Linked DNA regions of Homo sapiens: all the other regions are linked to region 1. A link is a loop called in an ENCODE intact Hi-C map of the cell type or tissue named here. Cell type or tissue: endothelial cell of umbilical vein. All regions are shown on one strand. Each heading gives the region's core, and the rest is flanking DNA. Links, peaks and the distances in the headings are about the cores only.

The links. Hi-C counts contacts between places; a loop is a spot of excess contacts. Peaks named below come from ENCODE experiments on the same cell type or tissue, not always from the same donor. Only the 100,000 strongest peaks of a DNase experiment are listed, where the experiment ranks them.
Region 2: it touches region 1 in a loop (2.0-fold over the local background); 5 of 110 quality-filtered maps call a loop at or near these places.
Region 3: a loop joins it to region 1, with 2.3 times the contacts of the local background. A loop is called at or near these places in 10 of 110 quality-filtered maps.
Region 4: a loop joins it to region 1, with 4 times the contacts of the local background. A loop is called at or near these places in 15 of 110 quality-filtered maps.

The regions. Positions count from the first base shown.
Region 1 is chr7:6,248,611-6,256,268 of GRCh38, forward strand. All of the region lies in intron 1 of CYTH3 (cytohesin 3), which reads right to left. Among named protein-coding and RNA genes, the nearest start is that of CYTH3, 20 kb to the right of the region's middle. RefSeq lists an enhancer at 1,916-2,075. In endothelial cell of umbilical vein, for the core only: no CTCF peak of the experiment used is centred there; a DNase peak (open chromatin) is centred at 3,931; H3K27ac peaks cover 510 bases.
Region 2 is chr7:6,299,127-6,306,784 of GRCh38, forward strand. No RefSeq gene overlaps it. Among named protein-coding and RNA genes, the nearest start is that of CYTH3, 30 kb to the left of the region's middle. In endothelial cell of umbilical vein, for the core only: no CTCF peak of the experiment used is centred there; no DNase peak of the experiment used is centred there.
Region 3 is chr7:6,319,849-6,326,828 of GRCh38, forward strand. No RefSeq gene overlaps it. Among named protein-coding and RNA genes, the nearest start is that of FAM220A, 26 kb to the right of the region's middle. RefSeq lists an enhancer at 3,403-3,903. In endothelial cell of umbilical vein, for the core only: a CTCF peak has its summit at 3,323 (motif pointing left); a DNase peak (open chromatin) is centred at 3,303.
Region 4 is chr7:6,155,536-6,163,193 of GRCh38, forward strand. It overlaps USP42 (ubiquitin specific peptidase 42), which reads left to right. Exons shown (of 18, transcript NM_032172.3): 16 at 1,219-1,520; 17 at 3,915-3,958; 18 at 5,020-6,029. The coding sequence ends at 3,922. It overlaps CYTH3 (cytohesin 3), which reads right to left. Exons shown (of 13, transcript NM_004227.4): 13 at 6,244-7,658. Among named protein-coding and RNA genes, the nearest start is that of USP42, 54 kb to the left of the region's middle. In endothelial cell of umbilical vein, for the core only: a CTCF peak has its summit at 4,830 (motif pointing right); a DNase peak (open chromatin) is centred at 4,856.

The sequences.
Region 1 (7,658 bases), core at 1,236-6,235:
AGTTCAGCTGCTCATCAATATCGCTGCTGCACAAGCCCACCCCGGCTGCCCGTGGCCACTCAGGGTCATCAGGCCTCCCTCGCTCTCTGCTCTCCCAAATTAGCACAGCCAACACCACATCTCCATATGTTCCTCACAACCCTGCACTGAGTTCTAAGGAAACAGAGTGATGAGTCAGGCCCTGGTATTTCTTCACCCTGATCCCACTATCTATTCTGATTCAGCTTTTCATCTCTCTTTTTCTCAATCACTTCCATGGGGATCTGGTGATTCAAGGGAGGGGAGGTAAGAAGTGAGACAAAGCCTAGTGCCCAAGTCACATCTTCCTGGAAGTTGCCAATGACCATTTTTCAGTGTTCTATCTTCTGAATTCTTTTGATGTCAGCTTTCTCTGTTTCTATAGAAATTTTATTTTAAATTTTCTCTTTCACGCTGTTGGGTTTTTTCATCCATCTGGAGGTCCTTGCTGTTTGTACACATTTAAAAATGCGATGAAGCTAGCTATGTCTTCCTTTGGTGTTGCGTGTAGGTAACTTTTCTCACTCGATTTCCCTTTCAAATGGGAAGGTTCACTATGTTCTGTGTTTGTGAGCACAGCTTGTCCACTGGAGGGCTTCTCTTGGGGATGAAAAAGATAGGGCCCTTTACTGGAGAAGCCGCATAAACAAAACAAACAAACAAAAATGTTAAAAAGCTTTACTTGGGGTGTTGGTACACACCCATTGAGTTCCAATTCTCCCCAGGCAAGGAATCCAATCTCTGTAAAGAAAATTTGCTTATGGGTAAAATGCTGTAGACTCCTCAAAACAAGAGGAACAGGAAAGGACAGAGAAGAGTGTAGAAAACCCTCCCAGCACAGTGGCTTCGGAGGGCCTTTGAATTCTCCTTATTTGCAGCACAATTTCCACGATCACCAACAGAACCCAAAATCCAAACACTAACTAGTCTGAGCACAGCCCCGTGAGGGGCTGCCCAGAAGCTGCTCCTGCTTACTCTAAACCCTCCTTCTGTTTTATCTGCTTATAGGTTTCCCATTTGTAGTTTCCTTCCAAAAGTGTGTTACACTCTATCCTTTGCAAAAGGTCCCTTCCCAGGCTCTTTTTTCCCCACCTACGTTGAGATACAATTGACAACTAAAAATTGGATATATTCAAGGTGTACATCTCGATGTCTTGATTAAGGAGACACTGTGAAATGATGACCACAGTCAGGAAGATTAACATACCTCTCGCCTCACATAGTTACCTTGTGCTTGTGTAGTGAGAATACTTAAAATCACTCTGCAAATTTCAAGCATACAATACGTTATCTCTAACTGTAGTCACAGGGCTGTACATGAGGTCTCCAGAATTTATTCATCTTACAAATGCAAGACTGTACGCTTTGACCAACTTCTCCCCACTTGCCCCCCATCCCAGTCTCTTCCCTGTCATTTGTCGAGATTTTGGGGTGAACAGGGGATGGAAATTTGTTGTCCTATGTCCACCACTGGGATCACACTGGAATCCCCGAGAAGTAGACTCTTCACGCTTCTGTTAACAGATTTCAGTATGGCTCCCTTGGGGAATTCTGTTTCTTGAACCCACTATTGGTCTTCAGAGAGAGTAAAAACTTTCTACAGACAACATGATTCTACTCCAGATGCAACTGTTCATAAGATTATCAACTAAAGGATTTCAATAGCAAGGATTTGATGTGGTCCTTCAAATAATACGGGTTAAAATAAACTTCAACCTTTTCAATAGGAAGAAAACACAAGCAAACCTAAAAACCTTCAAGATAGCACACAGCCACAGATTCAACCATGTGACAGAGGTGAGCAAAACCTCTCTGACCACTCCCAACACTAAAACCAATCCAAGTCTCAGTTCCACCCACAGGAGAAGCACAGACACTGACACTGAATCGAGCTGCAACACGGATGAACCTGGGAAAATGACTCATGCCACAACATGGATGAACCTGCTGAGTGAAAAATGCCAAACACAGAAGACCACATATTCTATGATTCCATTTACGTGACATGTCCATGGAAACAAAAAGTCAATGAATGACTGCCAGGGGTTGCAGAGGAGGGGATGACAGCTAATGGGGCCCAGGTTCTTTTTGAAGTGATAAAAATGTTCTAAAATTAGATAGTGCTGATGGTCGCACAACTTTATGAATATACTAAAAGCCATTCAATTGTGTAATTTAAAAGGATGACTATAATGGCATGTGGATTATAGTGATTTCTAAAAAGAGAATAGGTGCTTTATTACCAAATACACTGAAGGTGCACAGTCCCTCGCTCCTGTAATATTTCACTGGATCAGAAATTACTTCAGAGCACAGGGTCTCTGCTACAACACAGAGCAGCAAACCAATCATACATAAATCTGAGAAGAGCCGGGCTCAGTGGCTCACGCCTGTAATCCCAGCACTTTGGGAGGCCAAGGCGGGTGGACTGAGGTCAGGAGTTCAAGACCAGCCTGGCCAACATGGTAAAACCCCATCTCCACTAAAAATAGAAAAATTAGCTGGACGTGGTGGCGGGCGCCTGTAGTCTCAGCTACTTCAGAAGTTGAAGCAGGAGAATCGCGTGAATCCAGGTGGCGGAGGTTGCAGTGAGCCGAGATCACGCCATTGCACTCCAGCCTGGGCAACAAGAGCGAAACACCGTCTCAAAAAAAATAAATAAAATAAAATAAATCTGAAAAGAAAGCTATCAGACTATTCTTTTTTTTTTTTTTCTTTAAAGGAGTAATAATGAGGCAGGAGAGAAGGAGGGGAGACATGTAGGAAGTTTCTTGAAGGGCTACAAAAGCGTTTCTTTCAGTGGGAGGCAGAAAATCAAAACGTGTGAGAAGCATGGAGACGGAACCCTCTCAGTGTAAAATAGGAAAGGATTCTTCAAAATACCGTTCATGGCGGCGCAGACAGAGCAGCAATCTGTGAAGGACCGCAAAATTCTCCGCCCTTAAATTTGTTCAGTAGTGCTCATATATTACATCCACTGAAGTGCCACTGGTTTATTATTTCCGTAAAGTTTAAACAGCCTTAAGACACTGAACAACATTTTTGTGCTGAATAATAAATATGTTTATGACTGATGCCCTGAACCACGGAAACGTAAAAAAGAGCTTCTAAAAATAGAGTACAGGACTTCAAAGAGGCCTGTCCATAAAATCAAATCTACAAAGAATAACTCAGATGGTTACCACAGAATCGCATGAGTTCTTCACAGGCACCATTGGTATTTAATAGTCCCCAAACAGGACGTCTGGCTACAATTACAAGAAATATGAGAAATCTGACCCCCTTAATGTGAAAAAAGAAAAACAAAATGCTTGAGATAAGTATGTGAAAATCACTAGTCTTATGATCATTACATTGATCATAAAAACCACTTTAAAACATAATTCATTTTCAGCTACAGGATGGTGATATGGACCTGGTCCTGTTAAGACAGAGCAGAAGATGCAAATCTTTTATAGAAATTACACTGAAACAGATAGGCAAATGTGGAATGTAGTTTGATTGAACTACTGATTCTGAATTTATTTGCTGTATGGTAAATGCATAAATTTGAGTACTACTGAACAAATTTAAGAGAAACTGGCTTTCTTTCACAGATCCTTGCTATCTCTATACCAGCATGAACATGAACAGTATTTTGAAGAATCTTTGCCCTATTTTACAAGAGGAGCGTTTAGTTCTCTGGGTTCTCATGCTTTACTATTTTCTGCCTCCAAGGAAAATAATGTGTCAGCCTCACATATACTCTCTGGTTACGTGGCGTGTACATAATTAAAAGGGAAAATTAAAATGCCTTCTAGACTAGTCACGAACAAAATTAATACTTTAGAATGGAATTTAAATCAGTCATCTGAAAGGGAGACTCCGAGACCCTGTTGCTATTTCTTGAATACTTTTAGAGGAGTGTCATTTTTTTTCCCACCCTGCCCTTTCCTTTATTGGCTTTTCATACAATGAGTTTGCTGTGCCCATCACCGGATACATGAACAACAACAAAAAAGCTACAGCTGGATCCTGTATTAGTCTCAGCTGCAGTTAAAGCTCTTTTTTTAAATCAATAGGAAAGTGTTGAGGGAGGGAAGAAGAAAAAGATGCATTCCTGAGAGATTTAAGGTTTAGTCTTCATCCAAGGATCTGACAGCAAAAGTATCTCTTGAAAATTATGTAAATATAGTTTGTCTTACTAAATTTTCCAATTGTTAAGTTCATTTCTTTATAAAACCATGGCCAAATATTAAAATAAAATCCTCACTATGTTAAGCCAGATAACTACCTCCGGATGGGTGTGAGTCTGAGAAACCACTGTGGATGCTTGTTCCAAATTTACCCACACACACATTCCACTGACATCTGAACCACTCCGTAACTCCTTCTGGTTACCAACTTAATCCACACTTACCAAAGAACAAGAAAAATGAATGTCACTTTTACCTTGAATCAAAATGATTTTTAACATATTTACAATTAAAAAATTAAAGAAACTGAAGCACTTATCAATTCTGCTTACACATGCAATCTAGTCTATAGGATGCAAATAATGATATTAGACAATAAGCCTGGACTCTTCAAAAAGGTGTCACGAAAACAATTTTTTTTTTTTTTTTTTGAGACAGAGTCATACTGTGTTCACCCAGGCTGGAGTGCACTGGCAGAACCTTGGCTCACTGCAACCTCTGCCTCCTGGGTTCAAGCAATTCTCGTGCCTCAGCTTGAGATTTCAGGTATGCAGCACCATGCCCAGTTAATTTTTTTGTATTTTTAGTAGAGATAGGGTTTCACCATGTTGGCCAGGCTGGTCTTGAACTCCTGGCCTCAAGTGATCCGCCTGCCTCGGCCTCTCAAAGTGCTGAAATTACCAGCCTGATCCATCGCACCCAGCCACCAAAACACATTTTAAAATTAAAAACAGCCGGGCACGGTGGCTCACGCCTGTAATCCCAACACTTTGGGAGGCCAAGGCGGGCAGATCACAAGGTCAGGAGTTTGAGACCAGCCTGGCCAATTTGATGAAACCCTATCTCTACTAAAAATACAAAAATTAGCCGGGCGTGGTAGTAGGCACCTGTAGTCCCAGCTACTGGGGAGGTTGAGGCAGGAGAATCACTTGAACCCGGGAGGCGGAAGTTGCAGTGAGCCGAGATCATGAGACTGCACTCCAGCCTGGGTGACAGAGTGAGATGCTGTCTCAAAAATAAAAATAAATAAATAAACAAAAGAGGCCAGGTGCAGTGGCAGGCACCTGTAATCCCAACTACTCGGGAGGGTGAGGCAGGAGAATCACTTGAACCCGGGAGGCAGCGGTTGCAGTGAGCCAAGATCATGCCACTGCACTCCAGCCTGGGTGACAGAGTGAGACTCTGTCTCAAAAATAAAAATAAATAAATAAAATAAAAAATAAAGAAAGGAGGCCAGGTGCAGTGGCAGGCACCTATAATCCCAACTACTCAGGAGGGTGAGGCAGGAGAATCACGTGAACCCGGGAGACGGAGGTTGAAGTGAGCTGAGAGATCGCACCACTGCACTCCAGCCCTGGCCACAGAGCAAGACTCCACCTCAAAAACAAACAAACAACAACAAAAATAAGACTGATAAAAGATAACTAAATAGAAGGTGTAAATCTTAATTAGAGCCTAGATAGGTTTAAAAAAAAAAGAAAGCTATAAAAACATTTTGGTAACAACTGGGGAAAGCAGAATGTGTACTATTTTGGAACAATATTATGGAATGACTGTTAGTTATCTTAAGAATGATAACGGCTGTAGTTATGTAGGAGAATGTCCTTAGAAGACGAGTGCTAAAGTATTTCTTTGAAAAGCGTTATGATGTTTGTAACTTTTTGAGACGGAGTCTCGTTCTGTCGTCTAGGCTGGAGTGCAGTGGCGTGATCTCAGCTCACTGCAACCTCCGCCTCCCAGGCTCAAGCTATTCTCATGCCTCAGCCTCCCAAGAAGCTGGGATTACAGGCGCATACCACAATGCTCGGCTAATTTTTTGTATTTTTAGTAGAGACAGGCTTTCACCATGTTGGCCAGGCTGGTCTCGAACTCCTGACCTCAAACAATCTGCGCACCTTGGCCTCCCAAAGTGCTGGGATTATAGGCGTGAGCCATCGCACCTGCCCATGTTTGTATCTTGCTTTCAAATGGGTTCAGTCACACACACACAAATTGTAATACAAAGACAGACAAGCAAATGTGGCCAAATGTTAGCAGCTGGTGAATTTAGGTGAAAGACATATAGGATTCATCGTACCATTCCTTCAACTTTTCTGTAGATTTGAACATTTTCAAAATACAAAGTTGGGAAGAAAAGATATAATAATCATATTGCCAATCATCAGTTATTCCTCAGCCCAAATAAAACAATTCTTCCAACTCACTCTACTCAGTATGTAAAGACAGGCAGGCCAGAGGCTTAACACACTGATGACTAACAGTTTTGAATGCCTACTATTACAATCGTCGAGATTTTTGATAAATTCTTCATATAAATAATTTCACTTCGGTTTTTTAACAGCTTAGGGAGATTAAGTAACTTACACAAAATCACAAGGCTAGAAATGACAGAGCTGCAGATATTTACTTAAAAATATGTCAATACCAAATATTTGTCAACACCAATCAGGCTCAAATGTTTAAACAAACTTATGTAAGCATACAGAAAGTATGAATACAAATTCTCAGAACCATTAACATTATAGATGACAATATTCTGCCTTGAACAAGGGGAATTACCCGAAATATCCTCAATGGCTGACCTGATATAGCAAACAGGGAAAAGTTCTGAAATCCTAATTCCTAGAGACCCCAAGGGAAAAGAGGGCCTCTCCAATCCCACAGGACTAAGACTATTTAGGAAGGAATGGCTACATAGTTATCTCCAGCATGATGCATCCCAACAGAGTCGGCCGTGAAGAAGCTGGGCTGAGGACCAGAAAGGCCCCCACCACAGCACTGCAGTAGTCCTGGGGGTCCAGCACCTCATCAAGATAGGGAGGGAGGGATATGTTGGGGACATCAGGAGAAAACAGCTTCTACTTCAAGTCTCTTATGAAATTAAGGACTTACAGACTCCCTATGTGGGGGAGACGCTCAGGTTAGTGTGACTACCCAAGTTTGACCTTTAATCTGTTTTTTTTTTTTTTTTTTTTTTTGAGATGGAATCTCCCTCTGTCACCCAGGCTGAAGTGCAGTGGCGCGATCTCTGCTCACTACAAGCTCCGCCTTCCAGGTTAACGCGATTCTCCTGCCTCAGCCTCCTGAGTAGCTGGGACTACAGGTGCCCGCCACTACGCCCAGCTAATTTTTTGTATTTTTAGTAGAGACAGGGTTTCACTGTGTTAGCCAGGATGGTCTCGATCTCCTGACCTCGTGATCCACCCACCTCGGCCTCCCAAAGTGCTGGGATTACAGGCATGAGCCATTGCGCCCGGCCAACCTTTAATCTGTTTAACCAAAGTTGAAATGGCCCTGTCAATAACTTTACAACTCTAAGGAAACAGCACTCCTGTAAAATCTGTTCTTGAAATTCCCAGTCACTGATCCAATCAACTACATTTCGTGATGGCTGAAACCAAGATAAAACCGCCTACAGCAAGTCCTGAGACTCGAGAACTTCTGCCGGGATATTCTCTCCAAAGG
Region 2 (7,658 bases), core at 1,115-6,114, 50 kb after region 1:
TAATCCCAGCACTTTGGGAGGCCAACGTGGGCAGATCACCTGAGGTTAGGAATTCGAGACCAGCCTGACCAAGATGAAGAAACCCTTCTCTACTAAAAATACAAAATTAGTCAGGCATGGTGGCACATGCCTGTAATCCCAGCTACTCAGGAGGCTGAGGCAGAGGAATCGCTTGAACCCGGGATGTGGAGGTTGTGGTGAGCCGAGATTGCACCATTGCATTCCAGCCTGGGCAACAAGAGCGAAACTCCATCTCAAAAAAATAAAATAAATTTTTAAAAACTGGGCCCGATGAGTCACTCCTGTAATCCCAGCACTTGGGAGGTCAAGGTGGGAGAATCACTTGACCCCAGGAGTTCGAGACCAGCCTGGGCAACGTCGTGACACCCTGTCTCTACAAAAAAAAATTAAAATTAGCTGAATGTGGCTAAGCTAATTTTTAAAAAATTAAGATCATAGTTCACTTAGGCTTCCAAATCCCGTCCTCAAGTGTTCCTCTCACCTCAGCCTCCCAAATAGGTAGGCCTACAGGCATGTGCCGCCATATCAGACTAGTGTTTTTTTTTTTTAATTATTAAATGGTGTGCACCTGTAGTGTCAGCTATTTGGGAGGCTGAGGCAGGAGGATGACTTGATCCCAGGAGGTCAAGGCTGCAGTGAGCCCTGATCATGCCAGTGCATGCCAGCCTGGGTAACAGAGTGAGACACTGTCTCCAAAAAAAAAAAAGAGAGAGAGAGAGAGAGATGATCCCCATGAGAGGATGTGGAGGCCTCATATGTTGCTGAAGGGATTGTAAAATGGGGCAGTTGCTATGAAACACGATCTGGCAGTTCCTCAGAAAGTTAAACATAGAATTACCGTACAACCCAGCAATTCCACTCCTAGGTACATACCCAAAAGAGCAGGAAACAGGTGCTCAGACGAACACACATACACACAAGTTTAAAGCAGCATTATTCACAATAGTCAAAAGGTGGAAACTTCGCAAATGTCCATAAATGGACAAACAGATAAACAAACTGAGGTATACAAACCATAGAATATTTCTCAGCCATAGAAAGGAAAGAAGTACTGACACGTGCTACCACGCAGATAAAGCTCGAAAACATTCTGCTGAGTGAAAGAAGCCAGAGGCAGAAAGCTACACATTATACAATTCCACTTATATAAAATATCTATAATAGGGCCAGGTGCGGTGGCTCATGCCTGTAATCCAAGCACTTTGGGAGGCTGAGGTGGGCAGATCACTTGAGGTCAGTGGTTTGAGACCAGCCTAACCAAGATGGTGAAACTCTGTCTCTACTAAAAATACGGAAATTAGCCACGCATGGTGGCACACACCTATAATCCTAGCTACTCTGGAGGCTGAGGCAGGAGAATTGCTTGAACCCCAGAGGCAGAGGTTGCAATGAGCCGAGATTGCGCCACTGCACTCCAGCCTGCGCAACACAGTGAGACTATCTCAAAAGATGTAAAATAACATATAAAATAGGCTGGGCATGGTGGCTCACACCCATAATCCCAGCACTTTGGGAGGCTGAGGCGTGTGGATCACCTGAGATCAGGAGTACGAGACCAGCCTGGCCAACATGGTGAAAACCTGTCTCTACTAAAAATACAAAAAAATTAGCCAGGTGTGGTGGTGGGCACCTATAATCTCCGCTCTTCGGGAGGTTGAGGCAGGAGAATTGTTTGAACCTGGGAAGTGGAGGTTGCAGTGAGCCAAGATCACGCCATTGCACTCCAGCCTGGGTGACAGAGCGAGACTCCATCTCAAAAAAAAAAACCTAACAAAACAAAACAAAACAAAAGAACTACCCAGGCATGGTGGCATATGGCAGTGGTCTCAGCTACTGGGAAGGGTGAGATGAGAGGATCACTTGAGCCTGGGAGGTCAAGGCTGCAGTGAGCTATGATTACATAACTGCACTCCAGCCTGGGCGACAAAGAAGGACCCTCTCTTAAGAAAAAAAAAAAAAAAAGCCAGGCGCGGTGGCTCACGCCTGTAATCCCAGCACTTTGGGAGGCTGAGGCTGGCGGATCATGAGGTCAAGAGATGGAGACCATCCTGGCTAACACACTGAAACCCCGTCTCTACTAAAAAAATTAGCTGGGCGTGGTGGTGGGCGCCTGTAGTCCCAGCTACTCAGGAGGCTGAGGCAGGAGAATGGCATGAACCCCAGGAGGCAGAGCTTGCCGTGAGCCGAGATCGTGCCACTGCACTCCAGCCTGGGCGACAGAGCAAGACTCTGTCTCGAAAAAAAAGAGGCCGGGCACAGTGGTTCACGCCTGCAGTCCCAGCACTTTGGAAGGCTGAGACGGGTGAATCACCTGAGGTCAGGAGTTTGAGACCAGCCTGACCAACATGGTGAAACCCCATCTCTACTAAAAATACAAAATTAGCAGGGTGTGGTGGTGCGTGCCTGTAATCCCAGCTATTTGGGAGGCTGAGGCAGAAAACCCTGTCTCTACTAAAAGTACAAAATTAGCAGGGCATGGTGGTGCATTCCTGTAATTCCAGCTATATGGGAGGCTGAGGAAAAAAAAAGAAAGAAAGAAAAAAAGCAGGATAAAAGAATGTATATATGGGCCAGGTGCTATGGCTCATGCGTGTAAGCCCAATACTTTGGGAGGCCAAGGCAGGAGGATAGCTTGAGCCCAGGAGTTCGAGACCAGCCTGGGCAACAAAGTGAGACCCTGTCTCTACAAAAAATTTTAAAAATTAGCCAGGCATGGTGGTGCACACCTGTGGTCCCAGCTACATACGAAGCTGAGGCAAGAGGATCGCTTGAGCCCAGGAGATTGAGGGCGCAGGGAGCCATGATCGTGCCACCACACTCCAGCCTGGGTGACAGAGTGAGACTCTGTCTCAGGAAAAAAAAAAAGATAATAATACAAGACAATAATAAAAAGAAAAGGGTTACATGTACAATATTTCCAACAAAACAGACCGAAATAATAACATTGGTTACTTTTGGTAAAATGACTTTAATTTTCCTGCCTCTATTTTCCTGAACTTTCTATATATTCTGCTATGTGGACATACATTCTAATAGTCAAAAAAATAAACTTTAGTTTTTAAATGCAGACTGGTTGAACAAAGGAAGAATTGCAGTTTCCACTGTAGCCTTTCTCCATAGTTGAAGGATGCAAGTGAAAAAATAAAACACAATGCTTTCAAATATAGCAACCTCCCTTAGCGATCTTTTCAGAGATGAGAAATTGTTCTCTGAAACAATTTTTTAAAAACAGTATTTACAGTCTGGGCAACATGGCAAAACCCCGTCTCTACTAAAAATACAAATATTAGCCGGGTGCGGTGGCACATGCCTGTAGTCTCAGCTACTCGGGAGGCTGAGGCAGAAGAATGGCTTGAGCCCAGGAGGCAGGGGTTGCAGAGAGCTAAGATCGCACCACTGCACTCCAACCTGGGCAACGGAGTGAGCCCCGTCTCCAAAAAAAAAAAAAAAAAGGAAAAACCGCATTTAAGAAAATATTGAAAATAAAGGTCATGCATGTTTATAGCATCCTGATTTGTCATCGTGTTTTGTTTTAGCCTGCCCTTACTCTCTTTAATTCCGCCATGAATCTGCAAGACATAGCCGGGGTGCAGCTAAAATTTCGCCTTTGCTAATAACTTAGTTTATGAATGTTACAAATATAACTGGTTTGTAAGAGAGAAAGCAGATTCTTGGCAAAAATTGAATGTCTCTTAAGATGGGCTTAATTAAAACAAAACACTCTAAATAAAATATCTCATCAGCACACATGAAAATTTTAGAAGCTGAATATGACAAAGTAGGTTTAAAGACATTAAGAATATTTAAAGCAAACATTCTTCTGTTTAAAGAGTCCCAAAATATGTCCGGGAGTACACAAAACATCAAGACCACAGAACAAAGACTCTGTGCTTGAAATTGTTAAATGCACCTTAAAAAGAACAAGAAATATGACTGTAATCTCGCTGAGATTAGACAAAACCAGGAAGGTGATAAAATAACAGAAGGAAGTACCTTTCAACATAAGAATTTTCAGCTTTATTCAAGAGACCTTAGCTCTAAAAAAAAAATTAAAAAAAAAAGTGACAGTGGCAAGTAGCCACATTCGAGGCAAAACTTAATGGTTAAAAGACAATTTAAGAAGTTATTTCCAGCCAGGCGCAGTGACTCACGCCTGTAATCCCAGCACTTTGGGAGGCCAAGGCGGACGGTTCACCTGAGGTCAGGAGTTCGAAACCACCCTGGCCAACATGGAGAAACCCCTCTCTACTAAAAATACTAAAATTAGGCCGGCATGGTGGCTCACGCCTGTAATCCCAGCACTTTGGGAGGCTGAGGAGGGTGGCATGAGATTGGGAGACCAAGACCATACTGGCTAACACGGTGAAACCCCATCGCTACTAAAAATACAAAAAAAATAGCCAGGCATGGTGGCGGGTGCCTGTAGTCCCAGCTACTCGGGAGGCTGAGGCAGGAGAATGGCTTGAACCAGGGAGGCGGAGCTTACAGTGAGCGGAGATCGCACCACTGCACTCCAGCCTGGGTGACAGAGCGAGACTCTATCTCAAAAAAAAAAAACACAAAAAATACAAAAATACAAAAATTAGCCAGGCATGGTGGTGGGCGCCTATAATCCCAGTTACTCGGGAGGCTGAGGCAGGAGAATCACTTGAACCTGGAAGGTAGAGGTTGCAGTGAGCCAAGATCATGCCACTGCACTCCAGCCTGGGCAATAGAGCCAGACTCCATATCAAAAAAAAAAAAAAAGAAGTTATTTCCAGTTTCCCAGTTAGAAAAGGCTTTCTTTATTTGTTCAGTTTATTATGAAGTTTTACTACATTTTCCAAAGTGATCTTAGCCACATATCATGTAAATAACAAAGAACAAAGTTCTCCCATTTGAATTTCTGAAACAGATGAGATTTATAGGGGCTCCTCTTGGAGTTTCATATTCCAAATGGTCAGTTAAAAACAACCTCTGAAGAGCAACAACCTTTAAAATGTATTTGCCAAAAAGCAAGCATTACATTTTTTTTAAATTTTTTTATTTACTTTTTTTTCTTTTTTTTGAGACGGAGTCTCGCTCTGTCGCCCAGGCTGGAGTGCAATGGTGTGATCTCCACTCACTGCAACCTCCACCTCCCAGGCTAAAGTGATTCTCCTGCCTCTGCCTCCCAAGTAGCTAGGATTACAGGCGCCCGCCACCACACCCAGATAATTTTTGTATTTTTAGTAGAGATGGGCTTTCACTATGTTGCCCAGGCTGGTCTTGAACTCCTGACTTTAGGTGATCCACCCACCTTGGCCTCCCAAAGTGCTGGGATCACAGGCGTGAGCCACAGTGCCCTGCCACATTTTTATTTATTTATTTTTTTAGAGACAGGGTCTCACTCTGTCACTCAGGCTGGAGTGCAGTGGCACTATCACGGCTCACTGCAGCCTCGACCTCCTGGACTCAAATGATCCTCTCATCTCAGCCTCTTGAGTAGCTGGGACTACAGGCACATGCCACCTTGCTTGGCTATTCTTTTTTTTTTTTTTGAAACGGAGTCTTGCTTTGTTGCCCAGGCTGGAGTGCAGTGGCTCGATCTCTGCTCACTGCAACCTCCGGCTCCTGGGCTCAAGCGATTCTCCTGCCTCAGCCTTCCAAGTAGCTGGGATTACAGGTGCCTTCCACCACGCCCAGCTAATTTTTGTATTTTTAGTAGAGCCAGGGTTTTGCTATGTTGGCCAGGCTGGTCTCGAACTCCTGACGTCAGGTGATCTGCCCACCTCAGCCTCCCAAAGTGCTGGGATTACAGGCGTGAGCCACTGTGCCCGGCCTTTTTTTTTTTTTGAGATGGAGTTTTACTCTTGTTGCCCAGGCTGGAGTGCAATGGCGAGATCTCGGTTCACCACAACCTCTGCCTCCCGGGTTCAAGAGATTCTTCTGCCTCAGCCTCTCAAGTAGCCGAGATTATAGGCATGCACCACCACACCCAGCTAATTTTGTATTTTTAGTAGAGATGGGGTTTCTCCATCTTGATCAGGCTAGTCTCGAACTCCAAACCTCAGATGAACCACCCACCTTGGTCTCCCAAAGTGCTGGGATTACAGGTGTGAGCCACTATGCCTGGCCTATTTTTTTTTTTTAAGTAGAGACGAGGTCTCGCTATGCTGTCCAGCCTGGTCTTGAACTTCTGGCCTCAAGCAATCCTCCTATCTCATCCTCCCAAAGTTCTGGGATTACAGGCGTGAGCTAACAAACCTGGCTGCCAAATGTTTAAGTAGCAAATGTTGCAATTAAATATATCATTTTTAATCTTTATATCTGGAATTCTCAGTGCCTGAAAGGGTTCATGTATGATTTTTCCTAGATGGGTAGACTCCAAATATTTACGTTTCCCAAGTAAACATCCTACTTTTCTGTTTCCAAATACATCAAACACTCTTGAGTATTATCACATTCTTTACCCTTTTTTTCCAGGGAGGATCTTGGGGGTGTGCTGGGATAAAGTGAGCTAAAGTATTTCATTACAATGACTTCCATGTCCCTAAATGTTGGTGTTTTTTGTTTTTTGCTTTTTGCTTTTTTTGAGACAGAGTCTTGCTGTCACCCAGGCTGGAGTGCAGTAGCATGATTTCTGCTCACTGTAACCTCCATCTTCTGGGTTCAAGCGATTCTCCTGCCTCAACCTCCTGAGTAGCTGGGATTACAGGCACGTGCCGCTATGCCCAGCTAATTTTTTTTGTTTGTGTGTTTTTTGGAGACGGCATCTCACTCTGTCGCCCAGGCTGGAGTGCAGTGGCACAATCTCAGCTCACTGCTAGCTCCGCCTCCCAGGTTCACGCCATTCTCCTGCCTCAGCCTCCCGAGTAGCTGGGACTACAGGTGCCTGCCACCACGCCCGGCTAATTTTTTGTATTTTTTTAGGTAGAGATGGGGTTTCACCATGTCAGCCAGAATGGTCTCAATCTCCTGACCTTGTGATCCGCCCACCTCGGCCTCCCAAAGTGCTGGGATTACAGGTGTGAGGCACCACTCCTGGCCACCCAGCTAATTTTTGTATTTTTAGTAGAGACAGGGTTTTGCCATGTTGGTGAGGCTGGTCTTGAACTCCTGACCTCAAATGAGACCTGATGGTTTTATAAAGGGGAGTTCCCCTGCACATACCCTCTTGGCCTGCTGCCATGTAAGATGTGCCTTTGCTCCTGCTTCGCCTTCCACCATGATTGTGAGAGCTCCCCAGCCATGTGAAACTGTGAGTCCATTAAACCTTTATTAATTCTTTATAAATTACCCAGTCTCAGGTATGTCTTTATTAGCAGTATAAGAATGAACTAATACACAGGCATATTCACAAGAGCCAAAAGGTGGAACCAGCCCAAGTGTCCATAACGGATGAATGGATTAACAAAATGTGGTCCATCCATACAATGGAATATTATTCAACCTTAACAGGGTAGAAATTCTGACACCTGCTGCAACACGGACAAGCCTGGAAGACAAAGGACAAATACTAGATGCCACTTATGTGAGTCACCTCATACATGCTTTATATGATTCCACTTATATGAGGTCACTAGAGTAGTCAAATTCATAGACAGGGAAAGTAGAATGGTAGATGCCAGGCTCTGGGGGAGGGGGAATGGGGAATGAGGGTTTAATGGGGTCAGAGT
Region 3 (6,980 bases), core at 259-5,258, 70 kb after region 1:
GTGAGACTACATCTCAAAAAAAAAAAAAATAAATAAATAAATAAATAAATTAGCAGCCAGGCACAATGGCTCACGCCTGATCCCAGCACTTTGGGAGGCTGAGGAAGGTGGCTCATTTGAGGTCAGGAGTTCGAGACCAGCCAGGCCAACATGGTGGAAACCCACGTCTCTACTAAAAATACAAAAATTAGCCGGGCATGGTGGTGCGTGCCTATAATCCCAGCTACTTGGAACGCTGAGGCAGGAGAATCGCCTGAACCCAGGAGGTGGAAGTTGCAGTGAGCCAAGATCGCACCACTGCACACCAGCCTGGGTGACAGAGTAAGACTCCATCTCAAAAAAGTAAATAAATAAATAAATAAATAAATAATAATGATAATAATAATAATGAAAGACAGTGGTGCCAGGCACGGTGGCCCATGCCTGTAATCCCAGAACTTTGGGAGGCTGAGGCAGGCGGATCATGAGATCAGGAGATCGAGACCATCCTGCCCAACATGGTGAAACCCCATGTCTACTAAAAATACAAAAATTAGCCGAGTGCGGTGGTGCACGTCTGTAGTCCCAGCTACTCAGGAGGCTGAGGCAGGAGAATCACTTAAACCCAGGAGGCGGAGGTTGCAGCAAGCCAAGATCGCACCACTGCACTCCAGCCTGGGTGACAAGAGGAAAAACTCTGTCTCAAAAAATAATAACAATAATAAATAAAAGACAGTAAGCTGAGTGTGATGGTTCATGCCTGTAATCTCAGCACTTTGGGAAGCCGAGGTGAGAGGATCACTTGAGGCCAACCAAGAGGTTGAGACCAGCCTGGGCAACATGGTGAGACACTCCCATCTCTGCCAAAAACATTAAAAATTAGCCAGGCATGGTGGCAAAAGCCTGTAGTTCCAGCCACTCAGGAGGCTGAGGCAGGAGGATCACTTGAGCCCAGGAGTTTGAGGCTGCAATGAGCAATGTTGGTGCCACTGCACTCCAACCTGGGTGACAGAGTGAGACCCTGTCTCAAAAAACAAACAAGCAACTCCCAGCTCTGCCAGTTCTGAGCAGTGACCTCACCTCCATGTCTTCAGCAGGAAAATGAAAACGACTGCTTTTCAGGACTGTTCTGAAGATGAGATAATATTACACCCAGCAGCTTCACCACCTGTTCACACCTAGAGGTGGGAGCTCAATGAATAGCTGCTATTAGCTGTTAAGATCATCAGTTGCCTGACTGCAGATGAAATATTCTTAGGAATTATGCCACTATTGTCAGTTTATCTCTTAATAACATATATTAGAAGAATAGTGAATATGGGAGAGAACTATGTGCATAAAGATATGAGCTTTTATAACAGAAAGATATGATTTTATAATATACTTATACCTGGCCAGACGCAGTGGCTCATGCCTGTAATCCCAGCTCTTTGGGAGGCCGAGGCCGGAGGATCACCTGAGGTCAGCAGTTCAAGACCAGTCTGTTCCAACATGGTGAAACCCCCATCTCTACTAAAAATACAAAAATTAGCCAGGCACGGTGGCTCACGCCTGTTATCCCAGCACTTTGTGAGGCCGAGGCAGGCAGATCACGAGGTCAAGAGATCGAGACCATCCTGCACATGGTGAATCCCCGTCTCTACTAAAAATAACAAAAAATTAGCTGGGTGCGGTGGTGGGCGCCTGTAATCCCAGCCACTCGGGAGGCTTAGGCAGGAGAAAGGCGTGAACCTGGGAGGCGGAGGTTGTGGTGAGCCGGATCTCGCCACTGCACCCCAGCCTGGGCAACAGAGCGAGACTCCATCTCAAAAAAATTAAATAAATAAAAGAAAAGAAAGAGCAATCATTTATTGATGTTATAGAATAATACAATAGCAGTTCTCAATCTTTTTTAGTAGATTCCAACATTTTAAGCATGTTTCACTACAAGCCACAAAAGAAATTTAAAGTTGTGATTTCTATAGTAAAAAATTGACTTTTTTTTTTTCTTGAGATAGGGTCTCGCTCTCCCTTGCAGGATGGAGGGCAGTGGCATGATCACGGCTCATTGCAGCCTCAGCCTCCCAGGTTCAAGCAATCCTCTCACCTTGGCCTCCCAAGGTGTTGGGATTACCAGCATGAGCCACCATGCTCAGCCATAATGGACTTGTTCTGTGTCACAGATTTCCCTGTAAGGGCATCTAAGAGGCTCTCATGCAAAGGAACAGGCTGAGGAGGAACGCACTGTGGGCCCGCAAATCAGCACAGGTCCTCCCTGCCCCTGCCCCATCCACCTGAAAGGGCCCAGAAAAGCTCCCAACATTGGGAGCCTGTGAACATCCTTGGCAGAAGTGAAAATTCTGACCAGCCCACTCTGAAGAAAACTACTGCTCTTTTAAATTTTTATCTTATTTTATATCATTTTATTTATTTTTTTGGTAGACATGGGGTCTCACTGTGTTGCCCAGGCTGATCTGGAATGCCTGGCCTCAAGTAGTCCTCCCACCTTGTCCTCCCAAAGTGTTGGGATTACAGGCGTGAGCCACCACACCTGGCCCTAAAACTACTGTTCGTGTTGGTGCAGTGTGAAAATGTGGTTTCTTACTGAAAGCCATGCACCAAAATAAAAAATAAACACAAAAATACATTTTACTTTTCTATCACATTTATCTTCTTTCTTTAAGCACCACCTATGGGTATTGAATTAAAGAGCTGCAGCTGGGCCGGGTGCAGTGGCTCATGCCTGAAATCCCAGCACTTTGGGAGGCCGAGTCAGGCGGATCACTTGAGGTCAAGAGTTCGAGACCAGCCTGGCCAACATGGTGAAACCCCATCTCTACTAAAAATTAGCCAGGCGTGGTGGTGGGCACCTGTAATCCCAGCTACTCGGGAGGCTGAGGCAGGAGAATTTTGCTTGAACCTGGGAGGCAGAGGTTGCAGTGAGCCGAGATCGTGCCATTGCACTTCAGCCTGGGCAACAAGAGTGAAGCTCCGTCTCAAAATAAATTAAGTGAACAAATAAATAAAGAGCTGCAGCTGGGTTGGGTACAGTTGTTCACACTTGTAATCCCAGCACTTTGGGATGCCAAGGTGGAAGGATTGCTTGAGCCTGTTATTTGGGGACCAGTCTGGACAACATAGTGAGAACTTATCTCTACAAAAAAATTTTAAATTTAAAAAAGGAAATAGTTACGATCTTGTTGTAAGGTTTGATACATTACACACACTTGCGTTAACAACCCATACTAAACTAAGTCTGACGTTTTTATGTTAATTTTTGCTTAAGAATTTGGCTAAACAAAATAACCATAAAAACATCCCAAAACAGCACACTCCCTAGGTGAACACATGGCTCCCTCTTGTGGTCAACGCGAACCTCACGGGCACAGCCCCGGGGCTTTCTTCCCAACCTCATCCACTCCTCCCAAATTATTATGCAGCCACATAAATTACCATGAGATTCACAAAACAGTCTATCCGGCATCAGCGTTCCATCCAGTGCAGCCTGCTTCAGTCTTTCACCTTCAGAGGGAGGTGAGACTTTCGCATTCTAGCTTAAAATTTGCCCAGAATAAAGGTCACTTAAACTAAGTGATTACTTGGCATCCTCCAATGACACATGACCTCATCTGCCAACTTAAACACAATATATATAAATATATATGCCCGTATCACTTCAAAAATAAGCATTATTAGGCCGGGCACAGTGGCTCACACCTGTAATCCCAGCACTTTGGGAGGCCGAGGCGGGCGGATCACTTGATGTCAGGAGTTCAAGACCAACCTGGCCAACATGGTGAAACCCCATCTCTATTAAAAATATGAAAAAATTAGCCAGGTGTGGTGGCACATGCCTGTCATCCCAGCTACTCAGGAGGCTGAGGCAGGAGAATCTCTTGAACCCAGGAGGCAGAGGTTGCAGTGAGCTGAGATTATGCCACTGCACTCCAGCTTGGGCGACAAGAGTGAAACTCTGTCTCATAAATAAATAAATGAATAAGTTAGTTAATTATAATTAAGAGATGGGGGTCTCCCTATGTTCCTCTGGCTGGTCTGGAACTCCTAGCCTCAAGTGATCCTCCTGCCTCAGCCTCCCAAAATGCTGGGACTACAGGCATGGGCCACCCTCCCCAGCCAGGAGAAGCTGATTTTAATGGAAATTCCAAATGCTTAAACATTTTTAAATTCACGTATTTGCCAAACCTTGCTTTTACACCGTGCAGTAGGAAACCATGAACATTTGTTTAACAATGAATCTGCCTGTGACTTAACCTACTCCTCCCACTTTCCCAAAGGCATCACAACACAAAGCTAAAAAGCACTGTTCTCCTACGGCCGCATTCTCAATTTCCAGATGAATTAAGACACGGAACAAAGCACCTGCATTTAAAATCAACCAAACTCCCCTCTTTTCTCAGCTCACCCTCACATAATAGGTTTTCCTGAACAAGCATGAGTCATAAGTCTTGGAATATGGGAGTGTGAAAAGAAATACTGCTTTCTGGCTGGGTGTGGTGGCTGACACCTGTAATCCCAGCACTTTGGGAGGCTGAGGCAGGCAGATTGCTTGAGCTCAGGAGTTGGAGACCAGACTGGGCAACACAGTGAGACCCCGTTCCTACAAAAAATTAAAAAATTACCCGGGTGTGGCAGTGTATATCTGTAGTACCAGCTACTCAGGAGGCTGAGGTAGGGGGATCACTTGAACCCAGGAGGTGGAGGCTGCAGTGAGCTATGATTGCACCACTGCACTCCAACCTGGGCAATGGAGCAAGACCCTTTCTGAAAAACAGAAACAGGGCCGGGTGCGGTGACTTGTGCCTGAAATCCCAGCACTTTGGGAGGCTGAGGCGAGCAGATCACGAGGTCAGGAATTCAAGACCAGCCTGACCAACATGGTGAAAACCTGTCTCTACTAAAAATACAAAAATTAGCTGTGCACGGTGGCGGGCGCCTGTAATCCCAGATACTCAGGAGGCTGAGGCAGGAAAATCACTTGAACCCAGGATGCAGGGGTTGCAGTGAGCTGGGATTGTGCCATGCACTCCAGCCTGGGCGACAGAGCGAGACTCTGCCTCAGAAAAACAACAACAACAACAAAAACAGAGCCTACTTAGTAATCTTCCAATTACTGATCTTTTTTTTCTTAGAGCATAATCAGAACTCTTTGTGGGGTTTTTGGGGGTGTTTTTGACATAGGATCTCTTCCTGTCACCCAGGCAGGAGTGTAGTGGGGGCAATCACAGTTCACCGCGGCCTCAATCTCCCAGGCCCAAGTGATCCTTCCTCAGTCTCCTGAGTAGCTGGAACTACAGATGCGCGCCACCACATCCAGCTAATTTTTTGTATTTTTGTAGAGATGGTCTTGCTATGTTGCCCAGGCTGGCCTAGAACTCCTGAGCTCAAGTAATCCACCTGCCTCTGCCTCCCAAAGTGCTGGGATTCCAGGTGTGAGCCAGTTATGCACCACCCAGAATCAGAACTCTTAGGAGGCAAACAAGGAAAAACAAAACAGGTTGAATCCACTGCCTTAAAAACAACTAAAAGCAAGCCAGGCAGAGTGGCACTCATGCCTGTAATCCCAGCACTTTAGGAGGCTGAGGCAGCAGGAACCCGGGCAACATATCAAGACCCCCATCTCGATATAAAAATAGTATATATATATACATCCGAGTGAGGTGGCTCACACCTCTAATCCCAGCACTTTGGGTGGCCAAGGCAGATGGATCACTTGATGTCAGGAATTCAAGACCAGCCTGGTTAATATGGCGAAACCCCGTCTCTACTAAAAATACAAAAATTAACTGGGCATGGTGGGGCGCCTGTAATCCCAGCTACTCAAGAGGCTGAGGCACGAGAATTCCTTGAACCCGAGAGGCGGAGGTTGCGGTGAGCCGAGATTGTGCCACTGCACTCCAGCCTGGGTGACAGAGCGAGACCCTGTCTAAAATAAAATAAACAAAACAAAATGCAATAAAAATAAGAAAGCATCACACTCAAGGACTTCTCAGACACAACAGGCCACCTGGAACATGCCCCCCCAACTCAACCAAAACACTTTGTTAAAAGTCTTGATATACCTTGATAAAGCAAGACTACTGATTGCAGAAAAAAAATTATCCTACGAAGTTTACCATTCCTAAGCAAGCACCTTTGAAAATCTATTCCAAATGTTTCTCATACAGACTACAGCTCTCAATGAATGGTTTGTAGGGCTTAAAGGGCAAATGAAAGTAGTCAGATTTTTTTTTTTTTTTTTTTTGAGACAGAGTCTTGCTCTATTGCCCAGGCTAGAGTGCAATGGCACGATCTCGGCTCACTGCAACCTCCGCCTTCTGAGTTCAAGCGATTCTCCTGCCTCAGCCTCCTGAGTGGCTGGAATTACAAGCGTGCACCACCACACCTGGCTAATTTTGCATTTTTAGTAGAGACGGGGTTTCACTGGTCTCAAACTCCTGACTTCAGGTGATCCACCCACCTCGGCCTCCCAAAGTGCTGGGGTTACAGGCATGCACCACTGCGCCCAGCCGTCAGATGTTTTTTTAAATTTATCTGATTAATGATGGTTTTTAATTTTTTATTATTTTTTATTTTCCTGAGACTGAGTCTCTGTCACCCAGGCTGGAGTGCAGTGGTGTGATCATAGTTCACTGCAGCCTCAAGCTCCTGGGCTCAAGCGATCCTCCTGCCTCAGCTGTCTGTGTAGCTGGGATGATTGGCATGCGCCACCATGCCCAGCTAATTTTTTAATTTTTTGTAGAAATGGGGTTCTTGCTATGTTGTCCAGGCTGGTCTCCAACTCCTGGACTCAAGCAATCCTCCTGCCTAGGCCTCCCAAAGTCCTGGGATTACAGGCATGAGCCACCAAGCCCAGCCATCAAGTTTCAATAAACATAAAATGTTTGGAGAAAAGAGAGAGAACATGCTGGAAACAAAGGAGAGCCAAGTAGGAGCAGCCATTAAACTCATTTAATAAGAATCAAATCTTAGGCTTCTCCTTTTGAGTTTTTATGTTGAATATA
Region 4 (7,658 bases), core at 1,729-6,728, 93 kb before region 1:
TAGAATTGGTGTTAATATTCTTACTTGTCAGATGTAGTTATGTTTTCATATCTGTTATATTTTCCTGAAATTCAGTGGCTGTGAGGGAGGCAGACAACAGGAGGCACACTTTTCCTGTGCCTGCCCGCCTGCCCAGCGTAGGCATCGGAGACACCTTCGTTTCCTCGGCCTTTGTTTTTGTCTCCATTTTTCAACTTGAAATCCAATTGGGAAATTTGCTTCTGTATTTTTTAAGAGACAGGGTGTTGCTCTGTCACCCAGGCTGGAGTGCAGTGATGCCATCATAACTCACTGCAGCCTTGACCTCCTGGGCTCAAATGATATTTCTGCTTCAGCCCTCAGCCTCTGGAGTAGCCGGGACTGCAGGCGTGTGCTACCATCCTCAGCTAATTTTTTATTTTTGTAAAGACAGGATCTCACTATGCCGCGCACGCTGTTCTCAAACCCCTAGACTCAAGCGATCCCAAAGCACTGGGATCACAGGCATGAGCCACCTCACCTGGCCTGTTTTTGTATTTTTAAAAAGCTAAATTGGTTGGTGATTGTCTTGAAAATGACGTATCCATGATGAGATGGATGAGCAGGAGCAGAATTAGTAATTTTAGTTGACATCTCTTGAAACTGAAACCCTGGGAAAGATTACCAAAAGCCATATGGAAAATAGGCAGTGGTTATTGGAGGGAAAAATAATATTGCTGCCAGGTGTCTCAGGCACATGGGAGGGAAGGAGGCTTAGTATTTCCTTTCCCTTCAAGTAACTACTGGTTTCGGGAAAAGTTAGCAGAATCCTCCCTGCAGTGTTTGTCCAACAGCCTTAGTTCCTGAGAAAGCTGAAGCAGAGATGGGACTGTTCAGGATGGAGCTAAAGTTGGTGAATTTATGGCCCTGGACTGAAACAGTCATTACAGTGAAGGCAAACTTGTTAAATTTTTGAGACAGGGTCTTGCTCTGTTGCCCAGGCTGGAGTGCGGTGTTGCAGTCGTAGCTCACTGCAGCCTCAATCTCCTGGGCTCAAGTGATCCTCCTGCTTCAGCCTCCCGAGTAGCTGGGACTACAGGTGTGCGCCACCATACCTGGCCTACGTGGCTAATTAGATAAGAATTGTGCGTGTCTGCACAGTGAATGTTCTCGGTGAATGGGTGGAAAGGCCAAGCTCCAGGGTCTGCTGCTGGTGGTTTTGTGTTTTAGGGTTTTGAATTCTGGCTTTTCCTTCTGCAGGCATCAGCAGGACTCAGACCTCTCAGCAGCGTGCTCTGACGCTGACCTCCACAGACACAAAAAAAAGAAGAAGAAAAAGAAGAGACATTCAAGAAAATCAGAGGACTTTGTTAAAGATTCAGAACTGCACTTACCCAGGGTCACCAGCTTGGAGACTGTCGCCCAGTTCCGGAGAGCCCAGGGTGGCTTTCCTCTCTCTGGTGGCCCGCCTCTGGAAGGCGTCGGACCTTTCCGTGAGAAAACGAAACACTTACGGATGGAAAGCAGGGATGACAGGTGTCGTCTCTTTGAGTATGGCCAGGGTAAGAGGAGATACTTGGAATTAGGAAGATAGAAACTATTTCTTAATACATTTTCTTTGCAAAGGTGATTAACATGTAGAAAGAAAACCTCAGGTGGCATCAAAGGGCACAGTTACTCAGAGCACCCCTGCCCTGCCTGGTCTGGCCTCAGTGCTCATCCCTGCAGTGTGGTTCCGTTGCACAGTTAAGCCCTTAGCGTTTATTGAAGGCCTAAGTGACACAGGACTGAGGGCAGCACTACCTGTGTCACCAAAGCCCTGGAACGTACAGCTCTAGGCATCTGACTTTGCCTTGCAAAGGACCAGAACTCTTGGTTTGGTTTGGTTTTATTTTATTTTATTTTATTTATTTTATTTTTTGAGACGGAGTCTTGCTCTATTGCCCAGGCTGGAGTGCAGTGGCGGCGATCTCAGCTCACTGCAACCTCTGCCTCCCAGGTTCATGCTGTTCTCCTGCCTCAGCCTCCTGAGTAGCCGGGACTACAGGCGCCCGCCACCACGCCCGGCTAAATTTTGTGTTTTTAGTAGAGACGGTGTTTCACCGTGTTAGCCAGGATGGTCTCGAGAACTCTTGGTTTTAAAGCATTTTTGATAGAAATACTTTTGCAGCGTATACGTTACTCTCCCGAATCCTTAAACCTGTAGCATTCTGAGTGCACCCTGATGCTCGGTACTGATTTGCTCGCTTGGTTCCTTAGAAGCGTGGGCACCAGCCTCTGCTTGAGTGACACTGCAGAGGCCTCCATGTGGCAGAGCGCTGGCTGCCCCTGCCAGGTGTCCTGGATTCTCTTCTGCCCTGTGGGGCTGTGTCTCCGTCCTGTGGCCACACGCTGTGCTCTTACTGCACTTGAGGCAGCCCCCCACTTCCTCTCCCGTTGGTGTCCGGTGACCGCTCACCCTCGAGAGGAGCTGTGAGCCTGTTAGAAGCGGATGTCACTCGAGTCAGTGGACCTAGAGCGGAGGCTGGCAAACTGCAGCCCTGGGGCCAACTTCGGCCAGTCACCAGACTTTGTATGAACTTGGAGTTAAGAATGGTTTTAACCTTTTTAAGTGGTTGGAAATAATCCCAAAGAACAATGCGTTTCACATGAAAATGATGTGAAATTCAGACCTCAGTGTCTGTGGCTTGATTGGGGCGCAGCCAGGTGCGTTCCCACGCTGTCTGGCGGCTTCGCTGTCACTGCCTGGCAGAGGTGAGTGGCTGCGGCAGGGCAGGGACCGTGTGGCTCGCAAAGCGGAAAATGTTTATTATTGCCCCTTGACAGAAAGGGTTTGTCACCCCTGCCTGGACGCCCATTGTTTGTGTTCACGTGTGAAGCGCATCCCCTCCTCCCAGGGGCTTTTGACGAATCTTCAGGGCTGCCCTGAGGCCTTTTGCTTCTCGGCTGAGTTGTGGGTTAGGTGGAGCTGTGTGTTCTGGGGAAGGCCTGTCCCTCCCAGCAGCCCAGAGCCAGCATGCATTGTTGATTGAGGGGTAAACGGTCCTTAGAGTGTGTGAGAGAGAGCTGGGGGTTGCGGGGTGAGCCCCATGGGGGACATTTGCCCATGGAGTGCTGGGGAAACAGCCGGAGATGAGGACAGGCACCAGCACTGCCGGTGAGGACGGGTTGCCTGCGGGCCTTGTAGACGTTCTGGACATTTCAGAATTGGTTTTGCGTTCCCATTTCAGCGAATCGGGGAAGGAGATTCGTGAGGGCTGCTTGGTACCCGAGGATCCGAGGATGCAGTGGATGGGCTCATTCTGAGTGTGGTGCAGGCTCCCAGGATCATGGGCTTCCAGCTGGGGCTACTGGGAGACAGTGATGGCCCCCGAGGCAGCTGGTCCAGCGGGAGGGAGGTTGAACGTGATCTTGTTTGCCTCGTGTCTCGGGTGCTGTGGTCAGGCGTTGTCTGTGTGGTGGCCCTGTGTTTCCGTCCCCGTCCCACTGCACCGATGACAGGGTTTGCAGCTGGCGCTTCTGCTGCGAGCAGACTGAGGAGCCTTTCTTGTCCTTCTGAGAAGGCCGCTGCCCGGCCCCGCCTCACCCAGCGTCCTGTGGTCCTGCGGGTCCCCCTCTACCCTGGACTTCGGCCCCTTGTCTTTCTCTTTCAAACTCCTCCTCTGGCTCTGTTCCGCCCAGTTCAGTTCTTGGGCCTGATATCTGTTCTAACATCAGGCTGCGTGTGGGTTGGATGGAGCCCTCAGTCATCACGTAAACCCTTTGACATCAGTAAAACCCTGGGAGCAGCCGCTGAGCGCTGGGACATCCCTGCTCACCTCACTGGGGAGTGGCCTCAGGCGCTCACAGGGAACCGCAGTGACTCTGACCATAGCCACTTAACGCACACACACAGCAGAGGCCCTGGCGATTTTGCAACCATCATTAAAATCTCTTTCCTGACCTTTGCTTTCTAGGTGATTGAAAACTCAGCCTCAAAACAAAAAATTCACTAGTTATGGTAAGCTGTTTTCCTGTCTGTTTCCTCATTGTTTGTGGTGGCGCTGAGGGGACGCAGGCAGAGGAGTTTTAATTCTGCGGCTCTGCCTGGGGGCTGGGCTCATAGGAGTTGGCAGAGCCATGGAGAGGCCCCGGCAGGTTCCCAGCCAGCCCAGACCCAGGCCACGCGCTTGGGGACAGACCTAGACCCTCCACCTCATCACGTTTGCATTACTGGCTGGGGAAGACCCGCATCCTTCACGCAGGCAGAGTCGCCCTGTTCCCTTGTGCCTCACTTGGGAAAAGCCAACCCGGCTCACAGCGGCAGAGCCCACGGGCCTTTGATAAACATCTGGGAAGGGAGAGGCCCGGTCCCCAGCACAGGCACCTCACTCAGGAGAGCGGAGCCTTGCTCCCTCGTCCGTCCCGTCCCCTGTGCTGCTGTCTGCGCCCCGAGGTGGCACTGAGCTGGAGCCAGCACCCCCCCAGCAGCCACCGTACAAAACCATAGGAAGGTGGCCCAGGGCCGGGCGGCAGATCAGGACCTCGGAGCTGTGGGGCTTTGTTGGATCACTTCACACAGCGGTCCTGGGAGAGTCACTGGTTTTATACCTGACCCTTGTGGAGCTAGAGGGGACAGTGAACCATTTTTCCCTTGAAAGGAAACTTTGTCCAAATGTGTCTGTCACATGTAGTCAGCAAGAGGAATTTAAAATGAATTGCCAAGTGAAGAGTCTGTGGATTAATTGGCCGTTAATTAACAGGCTTTATCAATGTGTCCTCAAGGGAGAGGCCCAACCCTAATTAAGGAGCTAAACTTCCTGAGTGAGGGGCTGTGAGGATGGAGGTGGAGGAGGCATCTGGGGCGGGTGGTGGCCGGGCCCAGCAGATGGCGCCTCCCTGGCTGAGCTGCCCGCACCGCCAGTTCCCTCATTTCCACTCAGGAAGGCAGAGAAGGCAGAGTGATCTCCTCAAGGAAGAGCTTCCCCAGCCTTCGGGAGCAGCTGGCAGGGCGTCCGGGAATAAGCCCTACACGCCGCCGCCTGCCTCCAACTCACTAACCCTGCGCCTCTTGTCTTTCAGATTCAACGCGTTCAACAGAAGCCATCCCCAGCCCAGCTTAAATTATAAAGATAGACAATAACTCTGTTCCAATCTGCGTGGTGCTTCTTTAGTAAATACTGTACAGATTTTACCATGGAGAACTTTTTTTTTAGTTTTTACCTTTTCTTAATTACCCTTATTCCGAATGGACGAACACTTTCTACCACTGCTGACCATTGTAAAATACCGTGTATATAAATCCCATTGAAATAATGCCCTGGAATAGAACATCTCAAATGCTGCTTAATTACAGACTCAGGTCGATTACTTGTATTTCATGTAATGTTCCTCCAAGTTAGACATCTGGTGCAAGACCAACCGGGAGACCATGGAATTGTCAAAAGTACAAACTGACAGTGTGTATATTTAATTTAAAGACTTATTTAAAAACTCACAAGCTCTCACCTAGACTTTGGAGAGCAGTCTGTTTTCTGTAATGTCTGATACTAGAAACTAATTTGCTTATTTTAGTTGTATTCAAGATTTGAAGATGTATTTTATAGACAAGTTCTGTTTTTGAACTTTGTGGAACTGTTCCAATCAATCAATTTCCCAGTTATGATGAGTATTTACATTATGAATGTATAACCCAGACATGATTTGTAAAGCCGACAGTATGTTTCTATTACACAACACTTTTTGATACAGCGTCTCTTGTCTTCACTGATACTGGAGTCTCCGTTGTCTGCTTGGTCCCTTCGAGTTTCTAGTTACAGACACAATCATACTGTGATTTTATTTTTAATATGGATATGCTATCAAACTGTGATACACTTATAATTCACTGGTCCTGCATCAGGAGATGGAGTGGGGAAAACTGTATTTAATACAGTTTGTATCTGAATAATCTGTATGGTTTATACAGTTTGTGTTGTTCAGAGATGTTTAAAGTTTGATCTTTGTTTTTCTAAAGATTAAAAAAGCACTTGCCCCACTGTAAATATACAGCATGTAAAATTTCTATAGTATATAAATGGCAGCAAATCACACACTTGGCGTCTTTTTACTGTTGTTTTCCCCATTTGCTTCCAGACTCCTTCCTGTCATCATCTGAATTCACTTTCTTAAAACCTTCAAGTAAGTGCTCCTGCCGAAGTCGGCACCTTCGGCCAGGCCATCCCACCTCGGACGGGCAAAGGAAAATTGGAGGGGTGTTTGCTGGACCCAACAATATCTGTTTTAAAGAACCAAGTCTTAGGCTTGTTTTAACAATACATGTGATTTTTATTTAGTGAACACAGTATCTGCAAGAGCTCTGACAGCCATCCACCCTCCAATCTTACTTCACTTTACAACCAAGTATCAATAGAGGCTGTTCCTTCATGCGAGCTGTGGGAGTATATACATCATTGAATAACAGACACTCCAGAAATCAACAGATGTACATTATTTACATATTACTATATTTACCGCAAATAGAAATATTTTCTAAGAAAAAAAGTCAATTTGTGGTTTCTGGTCTACCACAGACCTAACTTCTCAGCAAAGCATATCTATGTAGATATCTGCGTTTGTAACTTTAAAAATAGGCATTGCTTTCTATGAAGCACTAAGTGCTGCTCCATCTATAAATAGCTCCTATTTTCAGTTTGGTACCACATTAAACTGCCCCAAAATGTTCTGTGACCCCAAAGACACAAAGTTGCTGCTTATCTGGGTCCAGGGTCAGTACAATTAAACTCAAATATGAACCAGGGCGGCCAGCAAGACAGGCTGGAAGGGCTGTGGCAGTCGCCGCCGCCTCCCCGCGGGGCTCCCCTCACTGCCTCCTGGCCTCTGTCTCTGGAAAAAAGTATCTTTGGCCAGAGTTGGGACTAACAATTCAAGCCCTGCGCTCAGACGTCAGGGTGGGGAGGAGGAGGACTGTGATTGTGACGCGGCCTGCCCAGGGTGAGGGACAAAAAACAGATGTGTCCTGTTTCAGGGCCGTCCTGGTAGCGGCTGGCCCTGCGCAGTCACTGACCCAGAGTTTTCTGGACCAGGCCTGCCTCAAGGATCAGCAGGCATGATGGTCGCACAGCCTTCATGCTAATACTGTCCTAACACAGCCTGGAGCTAGGCGATTTCCTTTGACCACAAAGTACCTGGAGTCTAACTCAGCACCACAGCCTCTGCATGGCTCCCAGGTGCCCACCACCTGGCGAAGCTCATTCACAGATGACAGCAAAGGGGGAGCTTGATCATCTGGCGACTCCTTCCTGCTGCTTCTCCCAACACCCAAAACAGAAAGCTCTGCATCCCCAGGTCACACCTGGGTTGGTCAGAAGAAGGAAACAGCTTGTCCGAGCACAACATGCTGACAGAGCTGGCTGTGGCCAGTCTTGGGTGCCGGGCCAGCCTGAGGGGTGGGCACCGCCGGAGCCGGCCGTCAGTGTGTGGTCTGGGTGGGGGTCCAGGCAGCATTTATTTTCATGGAAGACTGGAGGCCAGAGTTGCATATCTACCAGTCAGGCATTTCAAGAACGCTGACTTGCCTTTCTCAGAACTAAAACTTCCGATTTGAGGTATCAGTAACAAAGCCTAAGAACGTGGGAATGAAAGTCTGATGCAGGACAGGGGTTTCTGGCCTCGGACCCCTCTGCAGTCTAGTGTGACTTAAAGCTACATCAAGGTCAGCC